Regions from separate parts of the Homo sapiens genome. Here region 1 is linked to region 2. The links are chromatin contacts, found by Hi-C or POLR2A ChIA-PET in ENCODE. All regions are on one chromosome and are shown on one strand. The core of a region is the stretch at or near the end of the contact, and the rest is flanking DNA. Distances in the headings are between cores, read along the strand shown.

Region 1 (5,193 bases), core at 1,167-3,666, 240 kb before region 2:
CTAAGCAATAAAATACATTGTTTTCTTTATCAGTTAGACTGGAGTGCAGTGGCACAGTCATAGCTCACTGTAACTGCTAATTCCTGAGCTCAAGCAATATTCCCGCCTCAGGCTCCTAAGTAGCTGGAACTACAGGCATGTGCCACCATGCCTGGTTAATTTTTAAATTTTTTTCTAGAGACAGTGTCTCACTATGTTGCCCAAGCTAGTCTCAAACTCCTGGCCCCAAGCCATCCTCCTGCCTCAGCCTCACAAAGCTCTGGGAATACAAGCATGAGTCACCATGCCCAGCCCCTTGTTTTGACAAAAAATAAAAAGTACATCAAAAGAAAAAGGCAGCATTTTAAAACCGAGCAATCACGTATAATGGAAATTACATTTTTACTTTAGAGTGACTAAGTGCCCAAAAAAGTAGTTTAAATTCGGGAATGTTTTTAAACAAATTTCTAATTTATCAATCAATTAGTATCTGCATACATATGAAACATAGTACATATATATGAAGTGTCATTTTTTCAGTATATAAGTACTGTTTGATATCTATCTGGATGATCAGACCCCTTGAAGTCACGGTGTTTGGGGAACTACCACTACAGACTATTCTTTCCATCTGCTAGGGAGTTTAATGACTAACAGGTTGAATCCAGTTAAGATTAGAAAATAACGGAACAGCAAGATTCTTCTTGTCAAAACATGATACCTGAACAAACGAAGACATTATTTCTTTGTGGGACTCATTGCCAATAGAAGATTTACTTACTCTACAGCAGATTTGAGCATTTGAAAAAGAAGGAAGAAGGGAAGGAGTCATGAGGCAGAAAGTTTATTTACCTATGGAAAGAGAAGTAGAGTTGAATAACAAATCAATGCATTTGAACATTGCAAAAGCCTCCTTAAAATCATACTTAAGCGATTGGGCTCAACTGATACCAACTCAGGCCTGATTCCTTTTCCTAAATAATTCAAATAATTGATTTTTTAACTTTTATTTATGTATATTTTCATAATTTTAGTTATTTAGGTAATTTCAGAATAACATTGCCTTCAGTCTCCATTTTCTTCTCAGAAACAATGGCAGACCTGTTCCACTAATGAGTACATCATAGGCAGCATTCCCATTTTCTCCAGACACTTTCAGTCAGTCCCAACCTTTTCTACACCCTGTGTGTAAGGGACATTTATCCAGAACCTCCAGCAGCAGTACTGGCTTCACTGAAATTACACTTTGCAATTATTGTATTTTCACTATTTTGTAATGACATTAAGTTTATCTTGATAGCTTTCAGAACTTGAAAGTCTTAATTCAAATAAAATGACTAAAATGGCTTGATTCTATATTCAAGCCAAAATTAAGACTTCTTTTCCCAAAAACAGAAAATCCCTCTAATACAGAGAAATTTGTATTCCTTTCCTCTGGAGCAACTCAGAGTTACTATTATCTTAACTTCTTTAAAAGCACATTTCTGTCTCTCATTCACTTTCTCTTTCTCTTTATTTTCTCTTTTTGTTTGTATGTCTCTGTCACTCTCTCCTCTCTTACTGTCTTAATTTTGTATCCCTCAAAATTTCAAGATGAGGTATGAGGTTCTATGATCATGATGGAACTTTGAATAACATTTTTGTGACAGTCGTGATTATACCTATCTTAACCAATAGTCTTGTAATGAGCAGATAGATTTCTATGTAAGTATAATTCATAAATAAAGAAAATAGGTACACTCAATCTCTCTTTATTAGACTTAAAGAATAAGTTGCTTATAGTCAGACCAATAGATTAAGAAAAATCATTTTAAGGAACAACTCAGTGAGCTAAATTAAAGCAGCATAGACTTCTTAGAAAAAGGTATGATTTCAGCAAAAATTTTATCCTTGTACATGACACTTGTCAACAAAAATGAAGATGAGTAGTATTGAACACAAGCCATTGTGAACATAGCAATAAGTATTATACTACTAATAATCATGCGACTTTTCTGCAAAATGTTGGAAACACGTTACTTTCATTTATGATCAGTCAAGTCAGTAACAGACAAGTCTGTTACAGGGATTTTGCCTGATACCATTGTGGGGGCTAAACACTTTCCGTAAGGCTGCTGTCTTTGTGTCTGCTGCTTGGGCATGAAGTCCAGAGGGCAGACAGTGAAAAAGAGAACATGATGTAATACAAGGATATTAAGAAAGAGCTGGAACCCACAGGCATGAACTGAAACTCCTCAGAACAGAGCAAAACCACATTTATTGGCTTTGGTGGTATGGGTGACCTGCAGAAGCAAAGGCCCTTCATCATGGTGCTATAGAATTGGTCCAAAAGTTGGAGAAGCTGAAGGAAAGTTTAGAGGAAAGTTGAACAGTTGCAGGCTCAGCTGCTGCCTCATTCCAAGGTGGTGAATCAGCAGATAAGCGACAAGGCGTGTGAACCACAAAATAGCTGAGACTTCCTTCCTGCCTTCCAAATCTTGCAAGAATTTCTCCGTGGCCCACCCTCACCAGAAATGTAATTCAGCCTAGCCAAAGTGGCATGTTACAAAGCCACCACAGTTTGTATATGGGTCATTCTTGGAATTACCGTTTTCTTTACCCCTACTTCCAATCAAATACATTTCTATCAAGTCTACCTCCAAAGCATGTTTTGAATTCATCTTTTCTTTTCCATCTCTACTTCTACTTTCTAGCAAAAGCCTCCATTTTCCCCCATCTGGACTCTGCATTGTTTAATCTTTCTGTCTTCATTCACTCTTGCAGGTCTCCAACCATTCTCATAAAAGCAATTATGCCTCTGCCCTCTTCAAGGTCTATCAAATCTCATTTCCTATAAAATCAAATCCAAATTTCATGACAACACAATGCCCAACATGATCTCACCCCAGCCTCATCTCAGGACACTCCCTCTCCAGTCACACTGGTTTCCTCTTGCTTCATTCCTGAAACCCTGTAAGCACATTTCTGCTTCAGGCCTTGGCACATATAGTTTGCTCTATCTGGAATCATATTTCCTCAGATTTCTATTATGCTAGCTGCCTTTAATCATTTGGAAATGCCACATTCTCAGAAAAGTATTCTCTGAACACACAATTAAAATGGGTGTCCCCCTCCAATTCTCCAAGTGTTTTTTCTCAAAGCACCATGCTTTTTCATTCATAACATTATCATAGTTCAGAAATATATAATTATTTGTATCCATTTTTAAAATACCTGTTCCTGCCTTCCCCCACTAGATTATACATTTTTATAAGGCCGGGGCAATAACTTTTCTGTCTACCACTACATACCTAGAGACTAACTCAGTACTTGGCATCAAGTAGTCAATAATGTATGTGGAATGCATGATTGAATGTGGCATTTCTGGATTGCATGAATTTATACCAAATAATCAGCTTAATTTCAGAAGCAAGAAAAAACAGAGAAGAGATATATTTACAGTTGTAATAGGAACAGCAGGGATTATTTCAGAGACTTATGGCATATCCAGTAAATTATTATGTTATATTAAACTGATTTTTTTTTTTAAATCATGTGGAAACAGAGAAACTACTTAGGATATGACGTTAAATTAAAAACCAGGGTAAAATATATTTAACATGATTACAACCAGTTTGTAAAAAGATAGATGGGAAAGCAAGGGAAAGGAAATGCATTGATATGTTAGTATTGCTTTACTGAGATTGCAAGATTATGATTGTCTCTTGCCCCTGTTTTTTAAATTTTCTGTGACAAGGCAAAAATGGAAATCCCTGACTTTTTTCATATTGAAAGACTATTTTTTTAAAAGCTGTTGTCAGTTCACAGTAAAATTGAGAGGAAGGCTCAGAGAGTTTCCATGTACCCTTTGCCCCCACATATGCATAGCCTACTCTATTATCAACATCTCCTGTGCATTTGTTATAATTGATAAAATTATATTGACACATCAGAATGACCCAAGTCAAAAGTTTGTATTAGCAAACATTTGTTATAATTGATAAAATTATATTGACACATCAGAATCACCCAGGTCAAAAGTTTGTATTAGTGTTTGCTTTTGGTGTCCATTCTATGGCTTTGAGCAAATGTATAATAACATGTATCCATCATTACAGTATCATACAGATGCTGTATTTTCACTGCCCTGAAAATCTTCTGTGCTCTGCTGATTCACACCGTCCCCCCACCCCCCACTGCCTCCCTCCTGGCAACCACTGATCTTTTTACTGTATTCATAGTTTTGCCTTTTCCAGAATGTCACATAGTTGGATTATATAGTATGAAGCTCTTTTTGGTTGGCTTCTTTCACTAATAATATGCATTTAAGGTCTTCCATGTCTTTTCATGGCCTAATAGATATTATTTCTTTTTAGCACTGAGTAATGCTCCATTGTCTGGATGTACCACAGTTAATTTATCCATTTATATACTGCAAGACATCTTGCTTCTTCCAAGTTTTGGCAATTATGAACATAGCTCTTAAAACAATAAAGTGCAGGTTTTGTGTGGACATTAGTTTTAAACTTTTTGGGTAAATACCAAACAGCTGATCATATGGTAAGAGTATCTTCAGTTTTATAAGAAACAACCAAATTGTCTTCCCAAGTGTCTGTACTACTTTGCATTCCCACCATTAATGAATGAGAGTTCCTGTTGCTCTACATCACCAGCATTTGGTGTTGTCAGTCTTCCAAATTTGGGGGATTCTAAGAGGTATTTAATAGTATCTTACTATTGCTTTAATTTGCATTTCCCTAATGACATATGATGTGGAACATATTTTCATATGGTTATTTGCCATCTGTATATCTTCTTTGGTGAGGTATCTGTTAAAGTCTTTGGCTTACTTTCACATTGGGTTGTTTGTTTTTTATTGTTGAGCTTTATGAAATCTTTGTGTTTTTGAATAACAGTCCTTTATTAGAAGCACCTTATGTAATTACAGTGACATACAACATAATGATGTTTCAGTCAATGACAGACTGCATATAAAACAGTCGTCCCATAAAGTTATAATGGAGTGGAAAAATATCTATTGTCCAGTGACATTATGGTCATCAATAGTGCAATGCATTATATCATAATGCAATGCATTACTCATATGCTGGTGTAAACAAACCTACTTCTAGTCATATAAAAGTATATATAGCACATACCACTTCTCTCATTGACTTACAATTTTACTGTACATTTTTATGTTTAGATTCATTTAGATACATAAATACTTACCAT
Region 2 (4,853 bases), core at 1,353-3,852:
CAGTAAGGAGTGTTTAAATAAATAAATATTAACTTTATTATTATGAGTCCATTAAAATGAACATTATAGAGACTATGTGGTTACATGGGAAATTCTTCTGATATTAAAATGTACATCTAGATTATGATTACAAATGATTAATAAACTAAAAGATTTACATTTTTTGTCTAGAGGACTATGAATTTCTTTTTATCTGACTTCTGTGATTATAATGTTTATTTAACTTCTAGACACATATTAAGAAAATAGAAAAATCTTTATTTTAAATCTTGTATAAATATACCTATATTAGGATAACATGTTCCGCTGACTAGCAGTCTCTATGATATCCTGTAATTTTTGAAGAAAAGAACAAACGTTGAAATCATAATGTAAACATAACACACAATTTCATTGCATATATTGTTACAGAAAATATGCAGTAGATATTGGCTTGGGATACCTGACAATTAGCAACTTTAAAAAAAGTAGGTCATGTACTATATAAACACTATATAAATCTTCAGTAAATAACCACGATACCATGTAATAACTTCCTTTCATATCAAAACAGTTTTTTTATCACTTATATTATCATTTAAACTATCTTTAATTTGGCATGGTTTTCTTCTTCCCTTAATAGACTCCTCTATAAAGTGTAATATTTCCAAGAACACAAAATAGAACTGCAGTTGCTATTTAACTTAATACTCTAAAGTTTTTAAACTAACAAAATAACGTTTAGTTATTTGAAAATTAATGATGATATCTCATGTAAATCCACAATTTTATATGTATACTGTTCACATTGTTGTTAAAATATAGCAGAATGCAGATGGTGATAACAAAACTGATATTATCTGACATAAATATAAATTTGTCAGACAAATGTGCTATCTCGCTCTGTACTCTATGAAATATAGGGATAAACTACAGGCACTTTTAATCCAACCAGTAAATTTTTTTAGAGTTATTAATCTCTGGTAGAGAATCAAATAATTCAAATATTTAAACAAGTTAGAAATCAGTATGCTTACATGATCCAAAAGTAATCCAACGGAATTAAGTGTAATGCTATCTTCCCAGAACTTAGTTTTTAAACACATATACACATGCAACAAACATAAAGACTCCAGATAAAAATTGATTTTGATTATGGTCAAATACTGACAAATAGGTTTATCTTCCTTATTCTGCATCTCAAACCATAGTAGAAAAGAATATTAATGATGAAATGTATAAAGGGTTTATGTAATAACTATGGTAAAGATTGATTGAGCACCATTGCTCCGCGAACCGTCTAAAATAAATGGGGTCTTGAGAAAGAGATATTTTTCTGCATCTCAAAGCCATCTCCTCTACTTGGGCTCACAATACTCTCTCCTCACCTGTCGAGGCATCTTCTCACCTGTCGAGAGCACATTCATAGCATCTTTCTTTTACAGCTTCATCTCTCCTTCTCCATGGGCTTCTTCCCTTGTGTCTCCAAATATGCATGATTCTCCATTTAAAAAGCAAAAATTATTTCTTTTCATTCTTCTAATTCTTCTAACCTATTAATATATTCCTTTCCACAAATTTTCATAGGAATCATATGCATTTTACTCTGGATGATGAAGGCTAGTAAGACTGAGCAGCATGACATGAATTCATTAACATATTTAACACTAGGCAAGGGTCGTATGAGATTCACTGAATGAGATTAGTAGCCCACAAATCCTCTTCTTTACTTGCTTCTTTTAAGAACTCAACCATTCTCATTTCTCATTACTGAGCTTCCATTCAAACTAAATATCCTTTGTTCATTCTTCAACTCTTCAACAGAGCACATTTCACTCTTTTTTCATAACAATGAAGCTCTGGCTGCTTTCCCGCCTTTCCACACTCTCATTTGAGGTTACTTGCATTGTCCCTCTCTATAGCTTCGTCTGTCTGCAAATGCCTCCTACAAGACACTCTTTTCTCCTTAGCATTTACTCTTCAGGAGAATTCATCCAGTCTCATATCTAATCACTGACTCATTCTGCAAACATTCAGAGGGTGTTTATTCTATGCATGCCAGTGTCCTGAGCACTGAGTTCACAAGTATGAGTAAGGCAACATACTTGTCCTTAGAGAGCTTAGAATTGAGTTGAGGAAAAGACAAAAAAAAAAAAGAAAAGAAAGCAGTTATTGAGGTGTAGCTAGGACAATGGGCCCTGCAGAGGAGAGGAAGCCTCCTAGATAACGGAACATTTGAATCATAACTTAGTAGAAGATGGTCAGGTATTTAAACATATATATACATATATACCTATATACATATTTAATATGTGATATATGTTTACATAATATTATATATACACATAATATTATATATTATATATGTATATATGTGTATATATTGTATGTGTAAATGTGTGTATATATACACACATATATGTGTATATATTGTATGTGTATATATACACACATATATGTGTATATATTGTATGTGTATATATGTGTATATATACACATATGTGTCCCACATGCCTAAAACTTACTCCTCCTTTTTTTTTTTTTTTTTTTTTTTGGAGATAGTGAGATGGGGTTTCCCTCTGTCACCCAGTCTGGAGTGCATGATCCTGACTCACTGCAACCTCCACCTCCTGGGCTCAAGAGATTCTCACGCCTCAAACTCCTGAGTAGCTGTGACCACAGATGCATGCCACCATGCCTGGCTAATTTTTTGAATTTTTGGTAGAGACAGGGTTTTGCCATGTTGCCCAGGCTGGTCTCAAACTCCTGGGCTCAGGTGATCTGTCCCCCCAGCCTCCCAAAGTACTGAGCCACTTTTGGCCTGGTCACTCTCTCTTTCTTTAAAACAACTCCCCTCTTCTACTTCGCCATTTCTTTAACACTGCAATGGGGCTCTCTGGTCCACTAGACTTGAAAAGCCCACATTCACATTCTATCATTCTTAGGAAAAATATATTTTGCCCATACCAATTATACTGTTACCATTTTAACTTCAGAAAATCCTGGATGGGTGTGAGCGTTTGACTTAAAAAAGTACAAATCCTAGGTTTTCTTGCAATCAGTGAATTTAATCAGTCTGGGGCAGCTTGGGAAACAGGTATTTTTTTTAATATCACCAGGTGACTCTAATATGAAGCCACTTGTCTATGTTCTCATCACTACAAACCTCCATCTAATCTGTCCCTAATCTGTTTCAACAGAAAAATGTCAAATTAATCTTGCAAAAACACTGCTTTAATCACATTTCTCAGATCTAATACAACTGGAACCTTCTCACTTGATCTCTGCAATTTAAAATTCTAAAAAAATTCTGTCTTCTAACAAATATTCTTCATTCATTCATGTAATCAGCTGTTATTCAGTATCTAAATGTTAGGCTCAGGGAACTGATAGTTCTCAACTCCTCACAGTCTTCATTCCAACAAAAAAGACAGACACTATATAACCACAATTAAGTGTGATCAGTCTTAAGACAAGGAAATACTAGACTCTAAAGAAACCCATAACAAGAGAAGTTAGCTTAGTTGTCAAAGATGATCCGCTACGCTTTAAATTGAAACATCATCAAAAATTTATCAGGTAAAATGGAGAGGGAAAGGGACGATTTCCAAAAGGTAGGCCAGCATAAGCAGCATATGGTGGTTAAGTGAGAGAGATACCTCACCACTTTTGAAATGTGGAAATAGTTTCATTTCTAAGGGGGGTAATTTGTAAGGAGAACTGTTAGATATGAGTGAGGCCAGACCACACAGGCCCTTATAATGCAGCTAAGGAGTCTGGACTTTATTCTGAAGGAAATGGAAAATCACTGAGTACTTTTATGCAGGGAGTCATTTGCAAGTTTGTGTTTTTGAAAGATCACTCCAGCAGCAATGCAAGGAACAGATGAAGGGGAAGCAAAATTAGAGTTGGAGAGGACATGTGAGAGACTTGCAGTAATAATGAAAGAGATAGGGAATGGATGGTTTGGATTAAAGAAAATTAGATGGATTGGGAAGGAGTTCAGATTTAGAGTCAACAGTCCTTGGTGACAGCGAATATAAGGAACAGAGTGATACTAGGGATGACTCCCATATTACTGGTTTGGAAAAGTTGGTGAATGGAAGCATGATTTACTGAAGCAAAGAATATTGCCAGCAAAACAGTATTTTCTGTGTTGTCGGGTGGAGAAACGTAATTAACTCACTTTCAGATATTTTAAGTTTGAAGTTTCTTAAAAACAAGTTGGCTCTGAGTGAATGGATATCAGAGTGGTGGGACAACAATCAGGAGTGGCCACAGATGCCAAAGGAAAGGAGGAAAGGTAGTGAATGTTGCAGGAAGGGGCTTATTAGATTCGCAGACCCATCAGTTATTAGTAACCTAAGGGGGAAGGCAGAGTAGAGTGTGCTGAAGAGTGATAATGAAGGGAGAAAATGGACAGTCAGTGTTGAAAACTCTCCCAAAAGTCTGATCAGGGAAGAAAAGAAAGATTTTGAAATAATCAGAGGAAGTGCTGCACTTTACGATGGTTTGTTTTCCTTGGGTCAATGAGTTTGGTAGGAGTTTTGTTTAGTTTTAAATTTGATAAGTAGGCATATGTTTACATTCTGAAGGAAAGGGCCAGCATAAAGAGAAACACTGAAAATCATGAGGAGACAGTATGTATAACCATGGCTCAAAGTCTATGAGACATTAAGAGAGGGTGAGATCCAGAAAAGAATTGGAGCCTTTAAAAACCTTTATGTAAGGGAAGTTCCTTCTCAATCTTAGTAGGATGGAAACGACTGTCAAATAATAGCTTATTCCAATGCAATTTTAACTATTCCAGAAAACAGTAAGGACAATAAATTTTTTAAAAAAATTAAAAAGCAATGAAAGCATTCATACTAAAA

Evidence for each region. Hi-C counts contacts between places; a loop is a spot of excess contacts on that map. ChIA-PET counts read pairs that join two places held with the same protein, here RNA polymerase II (POLR2A). Pooled maps may share reads with other maps.
Region 1: a map of PC-9 shows a loop between it and region 2 (16-fold over the local background). The contact joins two enhancer-like sites. A Hi-C loop is called at or near these places in 5 of 168 maps with a recorded cell type or tissue (Calu3, PC-3, PC-9 and 2 more) and 3 of 50 pooled maps. POLR2A ChIA-PET finds 5 or more read pairs at or near these places in 3 of 52 experiments (A549, PC-9 and endothelial cell of umbilical vein).

The regions. Positions count from the first base shown.
Region 1 is chr1:98,321,259-98,326,451 of GRCh38, reverse strand. No RefSeq gene overlaps it. Among named protein-coding and RNA genes, the nearest start is that of LINC01776, 110 kb to the right of the region's middle. RefSeq lists an enhancer at 1,773-2,972. Within about 2 kb of position 2,416, at least 15 of the 41 ENCODE cell types and tissues checked have a DNase peak (open chromatin) inside an H3K27ac peak, as active enhancers do; they include PC-3, where a contact is called at or near this core.
Region 2 is chr1:98,084,105-98,088,957 of GRCh38, reverse strand. The region is part of intron 1 of LOC124900404 (a long non-coding RNA gene); the gene reads right to left. Among named protein-coding and RNA genes, the nearest start is that of MIR137HG, 37 kb to the right of the region's middle. RefSeq lists an enhancer at 1,527-2,076. Within about 2 kb of position 2,602, at least 2 of the 41 ENCODE cell types and tissues checked have a DNase peak (open chromatin) inside an H3K27ac peak, as active enhancers do; they include PC-3, where a contact is called at or near this core.